3 separate regions of the Mus musculus genome follow, and all the other regions are linked to region 1. A link is a contact called in ENCODE Hi-C or POLR2A ChIA-PET data. All regions are on one chromosome and are shown on one strand. The core of a region is the stretch at or near the end of the contact, and the rest is flanking DNA. Distances in the headings are between cores, read along the strand shown. Region 1 holds the start of Socs3 (suppressor of cytokine signaling 3). Region 2 holds the start of Tmc8 (transmembrane channel-like gene family 8). Region 3 holds the start of Afmid (arylformamidase).

Evidence for each region. Hi-C counts contacts between places; a loop is a spot of excess contacts on that map. ChIA-PET counts read pairs that join two places held with the same protein, here RNA polymerase II (POLR2A).
Region 2: a map of T-helper 17 cell shows a loop between it and region 1 (1.9-fold over the local background). The contact joins the promoter of Tmc8 here to the promoter of Socs3 in region 1. A Hi-C loop is called at or near these places in 1 of 37 maps with a recorded cell type or tissue (T-helper 17 cell). POLR2A ChIA-PET finds 5 or more read pairs at or near these places in 1 of 5 experiments (embryonic stem cell).
Region 3: POLR2A ChIA-PET joins it to region 1 with 10 read pairs in Patski. The contact joins the promoter of Afmid here to the promoter of Socs3 in region 1. POLR2A ChIA-PET finds 5 or more read pairs at or near these places in 2 of 5 experiments (Patski and embryonic stem cell).

Annotation. Positions count from the first base shown.
Region 1 is chr11:117,967,972-117,970,740 of GRCm38, reverse strand. It overlaps Socs3 (suppressor of cytokine signaling 3), which reads left to right and starts at 1,375. Exons shown (of 2, transcript NM_007707.3): 1 at 1,375-1,866; 2 at 2,423-2,769. The coding sequence starts at 2,511.
Region 2 is chr11:117,780,911-117,783,679 of GRCm38, reverse strand. It overlaps Tmc8 (transmembrane channel-like gene family 8), which reads right to left and starts at 1,383. Exons shown (of 16, transcript NM_181856.2): 1 at 1,272-1,383; 2 at 410-630; 3 at 137-285. The coding sequence starts at 570. Gm11723 (a long non-coding RNA gene) reads left to right here. Exons shown (of 3, transcript XR_003949820.1): 3 at 207-1,025. It also overlaps a transcript of Tmc6 not described here.
Region 3 is chr11:117,824,497-117,827,265 of GRCm38, reverse strand. It overlaps Afmid (arylformamidase), which reads right to left and starts at 1,347. Exons shown (of 11, transcript NM_027827.3): 1 at 1,260-1,347. The coding sequence starts at 1,316. Tk1 (thymidine kinase 1) reads left to right here and starts at 1,252. Exons shown (of 7, transcript NM_009387.2): 1 at 1,252-1,552; 2 at 1,634-1,665; 3 at 2,485-2,595. The coding sequence starts at 1,487.

The DNA.
Region 1 (2,769 bases), core at 126-2,625:
ACAGATAACAAGACTGAGTCCAGAGAGGCAGTGCACCTGCCCTGGTCTCTCTTAGTTCCTCAGCATCAGTGGAGCAGATTGGACACAGTGGGCCAGAAGGGAAGCAGGCAGCCCTCCCTCCTAGCCCAAGCTACTCTGTGTAGTCAGTTTGCCCTCCTACTGGTGTTACAAGAAGCCTGTGGTATCCAAGAGGGCAGGTCAGAAAGCCCACTGAGAGCAGACACTGTGTGTCACTTAGCTGGTTCTCAGGTGGCTGCCACTTCCTGCTGCCTGTTGCAAAACTCGACACTAGGCCTTTATAGATACTCACGTGACCAGGAGTAAACAACCTTTCACCTCAATCACCTGCTCTTATCAATACTCCCTCTCCACCCCACCATCGGGAAAGTTCAGACACCTTAAAACGTAGAGGCAAGAGAGGGTCCATTCTGACACCTCAGCGACTTTCAGGCAGTGGCTGAACCCGTTACAACGCTCTGTGGACAGTCCTCCTAGTCGACATTCCTTCTCAGGTTTGACCCTGTCCTGGGAAGTGAGGCTTCTCTCTCTGGGTTCCCCACTCCTGTTCTTGAATAAGGAGCCCCACAACCTCTTATTCTCTCTATACAGAGCCTGGGAAACAGCAAAACTCGGCTCGCCTACAAGACTCCAGCGCGCCCTCTGGTGGACTCGGGGGACGAGCATGGGATGAGGGTTTCTTTCCTCTAGCTCCCCCACCGCGCCGAGAGTACCTGGGCGGACCCACAGTTCGCCACGCAGGTTGGGAGGCCCAGATGAGTGATAAGGTAGTAGTTAGCTGCTCCTCCCACCCCACTCCCCAAAGGACATCAGCACCCACGTCTGTCACCGAAGAACCAGGCAATGGGCGGATGAGCTGAGGCCAGGTAGCTGCTTCTAAGTCAGTGTCTCCTCCACTTCTGGATCTCACAGCTTCATCTTTTGGACCTGTCTACAGGTAAATGTCGCGCATCCCCCTCCTCCACTTCCTAGGTCCCCAGTGGGCTGGTGGCTGAATGGTCCTACGTCCCTTTTGGTTGGCACGGGATGCTTGGAACTGTACATGAGGACCTCGGAGTGGCCTGGGTGCAGAGGGAGGGGAGCGTCCCCGCGGGGATCAAAAGAAAGGGAAGGGGTGCCAGGAGGGAGCCTCTCCCGGCTGGCCTCCTAGAACTGCCCGCGCGCTCCCATCGCGACGCCCCCGCCTCTGCCAGAAACCAGCCTTCTTAGAAGGGAGGGGGGGGAAAGTGTGAATGAGAAGTTGGGGGCGGAGCGCGCGGGGGAGGGGCCGCTGCCAGGAACGCTCGGCCAAGGCTGGCGCCGCGCCCGCCGGTCGGGCAGCCTCGCGCCGCGCTTTGTCTCCCTCTCGGTGAGTCTCGGCGGGTCCTGGAGGCCCCAGCTCCAAGCCCGCCCTCCGCGGCCCCTCCCTCGCCCTCCGCGCACAGCCTTTCAGTGCAGAGTAGTGACTAAACATTACAAGAAGACCGGCCGGGCAGTTCCAGGAATCGGGGGGCGGGGCGTACTGGCCGGGTAAATACCCGCGCGCGCGGCCTCCGAGGCGGCTCTAACTCTGACTCTACACTCGCCTGCTCTTACGACCGCTGTCTCTCCGGGCTCCCGGACGCCCCCTTCCCGGCCCAGCTCTCCGTCGAGGTCCCTCGCCCAGGTCCTTTGCCTGATTCGCCCAGGAGTGCGCCTCATCGGCCCGGGGAGCAGCGAAGCCAGAGGGGGCGCACGCACGGGGAGCCCCTTTGTAGACTTCACGGCTGCCAACATCTGGGCGCAGCGCGAGCCACTGCTGGCCGCCGCCTCGCCTCGGGGACCATAGGAGGCGCAGCCCCAAGGCCGGAGATTTCGCTTCGGGACTAGGTAGGAAGGAGGGGCGCGGTGTGGGGAAGGGTGGGGGCCTCGGTCCAGCTCGGGAGCTTTTCCCGGTTTCTCCTCCCCTTCCCGGGTCATTCCCGGTAGGGAGGGGACGAGGTAGGGGGCAGAGCGGATGAGAACCGAAGATCCCTGATTCCCGTCATACTCAGACTGGGGCCCTCGGGTTTCTCCTGTCCCCTCTCTCACATATCTCGGGTTTGGCACCCCCCTTTTTTCGCCCTCGCCACTGAGGACACCGGACTGAGAGGCGCCCTGAGCGTCCCTAGGGCTCTTGTGTCTCTCCCCATCCTGGCCGCGCTCCTGGAGACCCAACTTCCACGCGCGAGTTTTCTCTGGGCGTCCTCCTAGGGCGGGCAGGGGAAGAGACTGTCTGGGGTTGGCCGGCAGTGACCGAGGACAGTCGAGTTCCGCGAGGTGGCTGGGCCTGAGACACGGTCTAAAGCGGGGCAAAGGGGTGCCCCGGGCGCTAGGCGGAGGCTGGAGGGCCGGGCACGCTGGAGGGTTCCGGGCACTCACGCGCCTCACGCTTTGCTCTCTGCAGCTCCCCGGGATGCGGTAGCGGCCGCTGTGCGGAGGCCGCGAAGCAGCTGCAGCCACCGCCGCGCAGATCCACGCTGGCTCCGTGCGCCATGGTCACCCACAGCAAGTTTCCCGCCGCCGGGATGAGCCGCCCCCTGGACACCAGCCTGCGCCTCAAGACCTTCAGCTCCAAAAGCGAGTACCAGCTGGTGGTGAACGCCGTGCGCAAGCTGCAGGAGAGCGGATTCTACTGGAGCGCCGTGACCGGCGGCGAGGCGAACCTGCTGCTCAGCGCCGAGCCCGCGGGCACCTTTCTTATCCGCGACAGCTCGGACCAGCGCCACTTCTTCACGTTGAGCGTCAAGACCC
Region 2 (2,769 bases), core at 134-2,633, 190 kb after region 1:
GCTCCGCGCGCCCCCACAGCCCTCCAGAGATCTGTATGTAACCCAGCTAGGTGTGCACAGGAGGAATCCGAGGGGTGTACAAGGATGGAGGGGCTGATGAGGAAGGTGGGAAATATGGGTCGGCATGGGATCCTACCCCCAATCTCGTAGAGAGCTCCCTCCCAGAGACCGAAGCCGCGGGCCAGCCGTTGCTCTGCCTCCCTCAGGTGTTGTCGCGCCACCCGCCTCGGGCGATGCCACCGCTGCCAGAAGGTGGTCTTCACTCCCTCGGGCTCCCGCAGTTCCCTGCAGGACCGTGGTGACAGGGGGGCGCCCTTGAGTAATCCATCTGACAGATGCATCCTCCGGAGGCCCCCCACCCCCACCCCACCCCTGCGCAGCTCGTCCAGAGTAGCCGAGCGGCACCCACCGGATGAAGCGCTTGTCTGCCATGGCGTAAGGCAGCATCCGCACAGGCGTCCGGGAGGCGCATAGCCGCTCCACTTCTTGCTCCCACAGCTCCTCCGAGGCCGCCTGGGATTCAGGCCTTCGTGGGGCTGGTCCTGACTGCACCGACCACTGGCGAAACATCCCAGTGGGCGCGCGGGACAGACAGGCAAGATCCTTGCTCGCAGGAGCTCCACCTTGGCCCTGCCAGTGTCCACAGTGAAAAGAAGCCTGCTGTGGTCGAAGCCGGGGCTGCCCCACTCCACCTCTCAAACAGACCCACTGACCAAGGCCTTAGTCTTCAACTGCCAAGCACGGTGAAAGGCCTCCAGGATATGAGGAGAGAGAAGCCGCGGGCAAAGGCTGTCTGTCCTAAACCTTACCTTACGCTTTAGAAAAACACAATCTTTTCCCATGTGCTGATTGGCTTTTGGGAGGTCACTCCTGTCCCGAACCCCCGACAGCTCCTAGAATTTAGCTTCCTGCAACACCCCAGCTCTGGATGTACTAGGGCTCCGTTCTCTCTGTGTGTGTTTGTTTTGTTTTTTTGAGACAGGGTTTCTCTGTGTAGCCCTGGCTGTCCTAGAATTCACTCTGTAGACCAGGCTGGCCTTGAACTCAGAAATCTGCTTGTCTCTGACTCCCAAGTGCTGGGATTAAAGGCGAGCACCGTCACTGCCCGCCCCATTCTGTGTGTTTTGTCCAGGCTGGGTCTGCTCTGGTCTTCTCAAGGGACCCAGAATAGAAGGCGTGGCTACATCCCCAATCATGAGAAAAGAAAAGACACCCCCCCCCCCAAACCATCCGGAAGGAAGCAATAGCCCTGGCCTTCTTCCCCCTCTCACCGTCCTTATTGTCACAAGGCAAGCAGCTCACAAAGAGGCAAGGGACCAAGCTCCCCGAAGAGCCCCCTCCTAAGACCAGCTCTTGACACACCAGGCAGGGTGGTGAGGGAGTGGGGTGGGGGTCACGTGACAGGAACCCCGGGGGTGGGGGCCCACCGCGTCTCCTCCCCTCCACCCACTCCCGCCTTCCTTCCTCACAGTTTCCTCTGCCTCTGCGTGCACTTCCCGACCTGGAGGGTCACGGGCACAGGTGAGAGGCGCGGGTGGCACCAGGCCGACCTGCTTTTCTGTGCTCCCACTCCTGCAAGCCCCCTTCCTGGCCGCCAGCCCTTAGGCGTGTCCTGGTGCGGGGACCCTTATCTGCGGTCCGCAGTCGCCCCAGAGAGCAGGCTAGTGATGGGTGGATGGTCTCAGCACTGGAGCTGCTGCCTCTCCGGATCCCTGGCGCTTTGTTCTTTGCTTTTTGTTCTATTTCAAGACAGGGTCTCACTGTGTAACTCTGATTGTCTTGGAATTCATCATGTAGAGCAGGCTGGCCTTGAACTCACAGAGACACTTGCCCAAGGCTGGGATTAAAGAAAGGCCTGTGTCACTATGACTGGCTGGCAGGTTATTTTTGAACTGACCGCCTTAAGGGCAGGCACTGCCCTCCCTGTTGCTATGCCCTGGCCAGGCTCTGGCACCAAGCCCAACCTAAGAGCTGAGGAAGCAGCTTCTTCAAGCACGTCACTCGTCATCCACTGACTAGACCTTTAGGAGTCATCTTGGCCAGTTCCCAGTTCTGGGAGCCCTAGCCTTTCCTCCCTGTTCACCTCTTTTAAAACCTTGTTGTCTCAGCTCTGGATTCTGAGTCTCCGCCTGTGTCCCTGCCCACAGGCTCTGTACTCCCAACAAGTTCACACAGGAAGGCGCCCCAGGAAATGGCTTTCAAATTGGGCCAAAGTCGTGCAAAATTCAGAGTAAGAGCAAGGAGTCAACTAGGGGCTGAGGAGGGCTGGGTCTGCAGACCAAGACTTCCGGTGCCAAGGCGCCGCTTGGTAAACCCACCCAGGCACGGAGAGACAGCTGCGAAGAAGCGTCGCCCTCCCCCCTCAGGCTTCATCTCCTTCCGGTATCCCACACGTTTCCTGGGGTCTGTTAACCTTCGTGTGTAGGAGGGGACTTGTTTTTCCCTTCTACTTCTCACGGTCACCGGTCACCCTGTCTGTAACTTGGGGGAAGCGGTTCTATGGAGCATCTTGGTGGCCAGGTTCCTTGCTCCAGCTGGTGACACCTGGAGGCTGGTGACACTTTCTCGGGTTCAATTTCCTCATCTGTGAAATAGAAAGGTCTTTGACTGTCTTGGCACAGCAGGAAGCAGTTTAACCCTAGCTTTAGAAACAGACACCACGCCCAGGGCGGAGCGGGCAGTAACTCGTTTGCTCAGCCTCTGATAAAGAACAGTTAACCAGGCTGGGAGGAGGCGATTACTCAATCCCGCGTGGGAAGGCTAGGGACT
Region 3 (2,769 bases), core at 98-2,597, 140 kb after region 1:
GTCTTCACACTGAGGCCTGGGGCTGGGCACCTTTGGCTCTCTCCAGCTGTCTCTAGCCTTGCTCTTCTCGTTGATATAATGGGGGTGCTAGACGCCCACAGGGTTGGAAGGGAGGTGTGTAAGAGAAACAATGTAAGCCCCTTGCTCAAACACAGCTGCCTCTGCCTCTTCCTGTTGAATGTTCGTCTTACATGCTATAGACCCTTCTCGTTCCGGTTGGTACCTGCTGGATGCTAGGGGCCTGGCTAGGCATCATCTTTTTTTTTTTTGTCGTCTTTTTGTTTTCTCATCTCTTGTAACTGTGTAGCTGCCTCGAGGATCAAGTGCTGAGATTACTGACATGTGCCAAAAGTCTTTTTATTTCCTCTTTAAATGTGTGTGCCTGCAGTCCCTTCTGGAGCTGGACGCTGTGAGCTGTCTTGATGTGGGTGTTGGAAATCCTCAACTCTGCGCCTCCGGAGGAGCTGTGGATGCTCAACAGCCGAGCCATTTCTCTAGCCCTCTGCCTTCATTTTTACTATTAGGATTTATGATTGATTGTATTTTAAAGTTTATTTTTTGTGTAGTCCTGGCTGACCTGGAACTCACTCTGTAGACCCGGCTGGCCTTGAACTTAAGTCACCTGCCTGCCTCTGCCTGGAATTGAATGCTTGAGCCACCCCCGAGGACACATGTTCCTAACTTTCAACAGATTCTAAGTGATGTCTGTCTGTGACCAAAACAAAGAAGCCTGTTTAATACAAGCTAACCAGTCAAGAAATCCTAGTGGAATGGTAATTAACTACAGCAAGCGCCAAAATGTGTTGTCCTGCTTTGTGTATGCCTTTGGTAACCCTTGCCGCAACCAATGGCAGACAGAGTAACCAAACAAATTCCTGAGTGAGAAGGTTTCTGGGCATGCTCGGTGTGAGCCATAGGAGTTTTAGCATGGGAATTCTGAAGCCGCTCAATACAGTCTGTCCCTGAAGGTGCCTGCCTTACTTTGCGACTCACAGCAAGGACCCCCAGCCTTGGCACCTTCCAGACTGTAGTTACAGAAACACAGAATCACACTGCACAACCTCAGAGTAAGGTCCAAACCCTAAGCCCCTTAGTTCCTGCTGGAACTTGAGTTTTCGCTGTCTTTAAAACCAGGCTAACAAGCTAAACCTGCTCTATGACGAGAAAAATGAAGAAATCTGGCGCTCAACGCTTGGAAATTTGGCTTGTGGGCATCCTAAAATTCCAGTCCCGGCTCTGGGCGGCTGCACCACACCTACCTCCGAAGACAAGTTCCTCCAGGGATTCTGGCCCGCAGAAAGGGAAGGAAACGCCATGGCCAGATCCGGAGGGGATGGTCGAGCTCCAGGCTTTTCACGTAGCTGAGAGGTGGGACGAGTCTTGTCTTCGTCCCGCCCCCTTTTGAGTTCGCGGGCAAATGCGAGCAGTAAGTCGAAATTTTTCCACCCACGGACTCTCGGTGCTAACTAAGGTTTGCACAGCAGCCATGAGCTACATCAATCTGCCCACCGTGCTGCCCAGCTCCCCCAGCAAGACTCGGGGGCAGATTCAGGTGCGGGGTCTGGAGTGGGGTCGGGTGGTGGCTGGTGCGGGGTGTACAAGGGGGAGACCCCTTAAATGACTTCTCTTCTAGGTGATTCTCGGGCCCATGTTCTCAGGGAAAAGGTAATGAATGGGCCTTCGGGGCGGTGGGCCTCCCTCTCTCTCTGCAGCCTCTCTCTCTGCAGGCCCTGGCTCTCCTCTCCCCCCTCCCCCATCTTCCCAGGAGCCTCTGACTAGGCGGCAAACGCGCTCGACCTCTGTGTGTACATTCCCGCCCAAAATTCGATTTCCTGGATTGCTGCCATCCTCCTGCCCAAGCCTTTTCTCTTGGGGAACCCTATCTTTGCTGAGGCGGACCACATGGGGGTACAATTGAAGACCCCAGCCCACATTACCCAGGAGCCCACCGAACTCTCATGTGTCCCCTGGGAGTTAGGCACCTTCTCTGACAGTTTCCTCATTCATTCCCCATGCGAGCTCTCCTAAAGCCTTGGAGCCCAATTAACTCTGAGGTGAGGGTCTAAACTCTGGGAGTCCCACCCAGAATAACAAACACACACTACTTGGGTTTTCTTTGCTTTATCTTGGGGTTAGTTTTTGTTTTTTTTTTTTTAACTCAGCGTCTTTATTTGTGGCCCAACTCAGAGATCCGCTTGCCTCTGCTGGGGTGCATCACCATACCAGGCACCTCATTATTTCTGAATGGTCTGGTGTCACCTCAATTTGTCCCTTGCCCCGAGGGTGAGGGCCAAACTCATGATCTGGGATCCAGAAGCAAGCTCTCTGGTGATTCTGTCAAAGACTTTGAAGTTCATTCATGAAAATTGAATTTTGTTCAGAACAGCATGGGGTGAACGGCTGCAGTTCCGGCTGCCCGACGCTAGGTGGTAGTGGCAGCCCGCCTTTTGCTCGGGCCTCATGTGCTCTGGTTAATTCTTGCAGCACAGAGCTGATGAGAAGAGTCCGGCGCTTCCAGATCGCCCAGTACAAGTGCCTGGTCATCAAGTATGCCAAAGACACGCGCTATAGCAACAGCTTCTCCACACATGATCGGTCAGTCCTACCCCTGAGCCTGCCCTTCGGAAACCCCTAAGCCTCGGGGCACACTGCTGCTAGCCTCTAGTGGATATGAATAAGTGCTCAAAACTTACTTAGAATAACCTGTCCCCAAGTGTCCATTGTACCCACGGAGGCTGGGAGAACCTGGGTCCCACTTGGGTAGAGGCT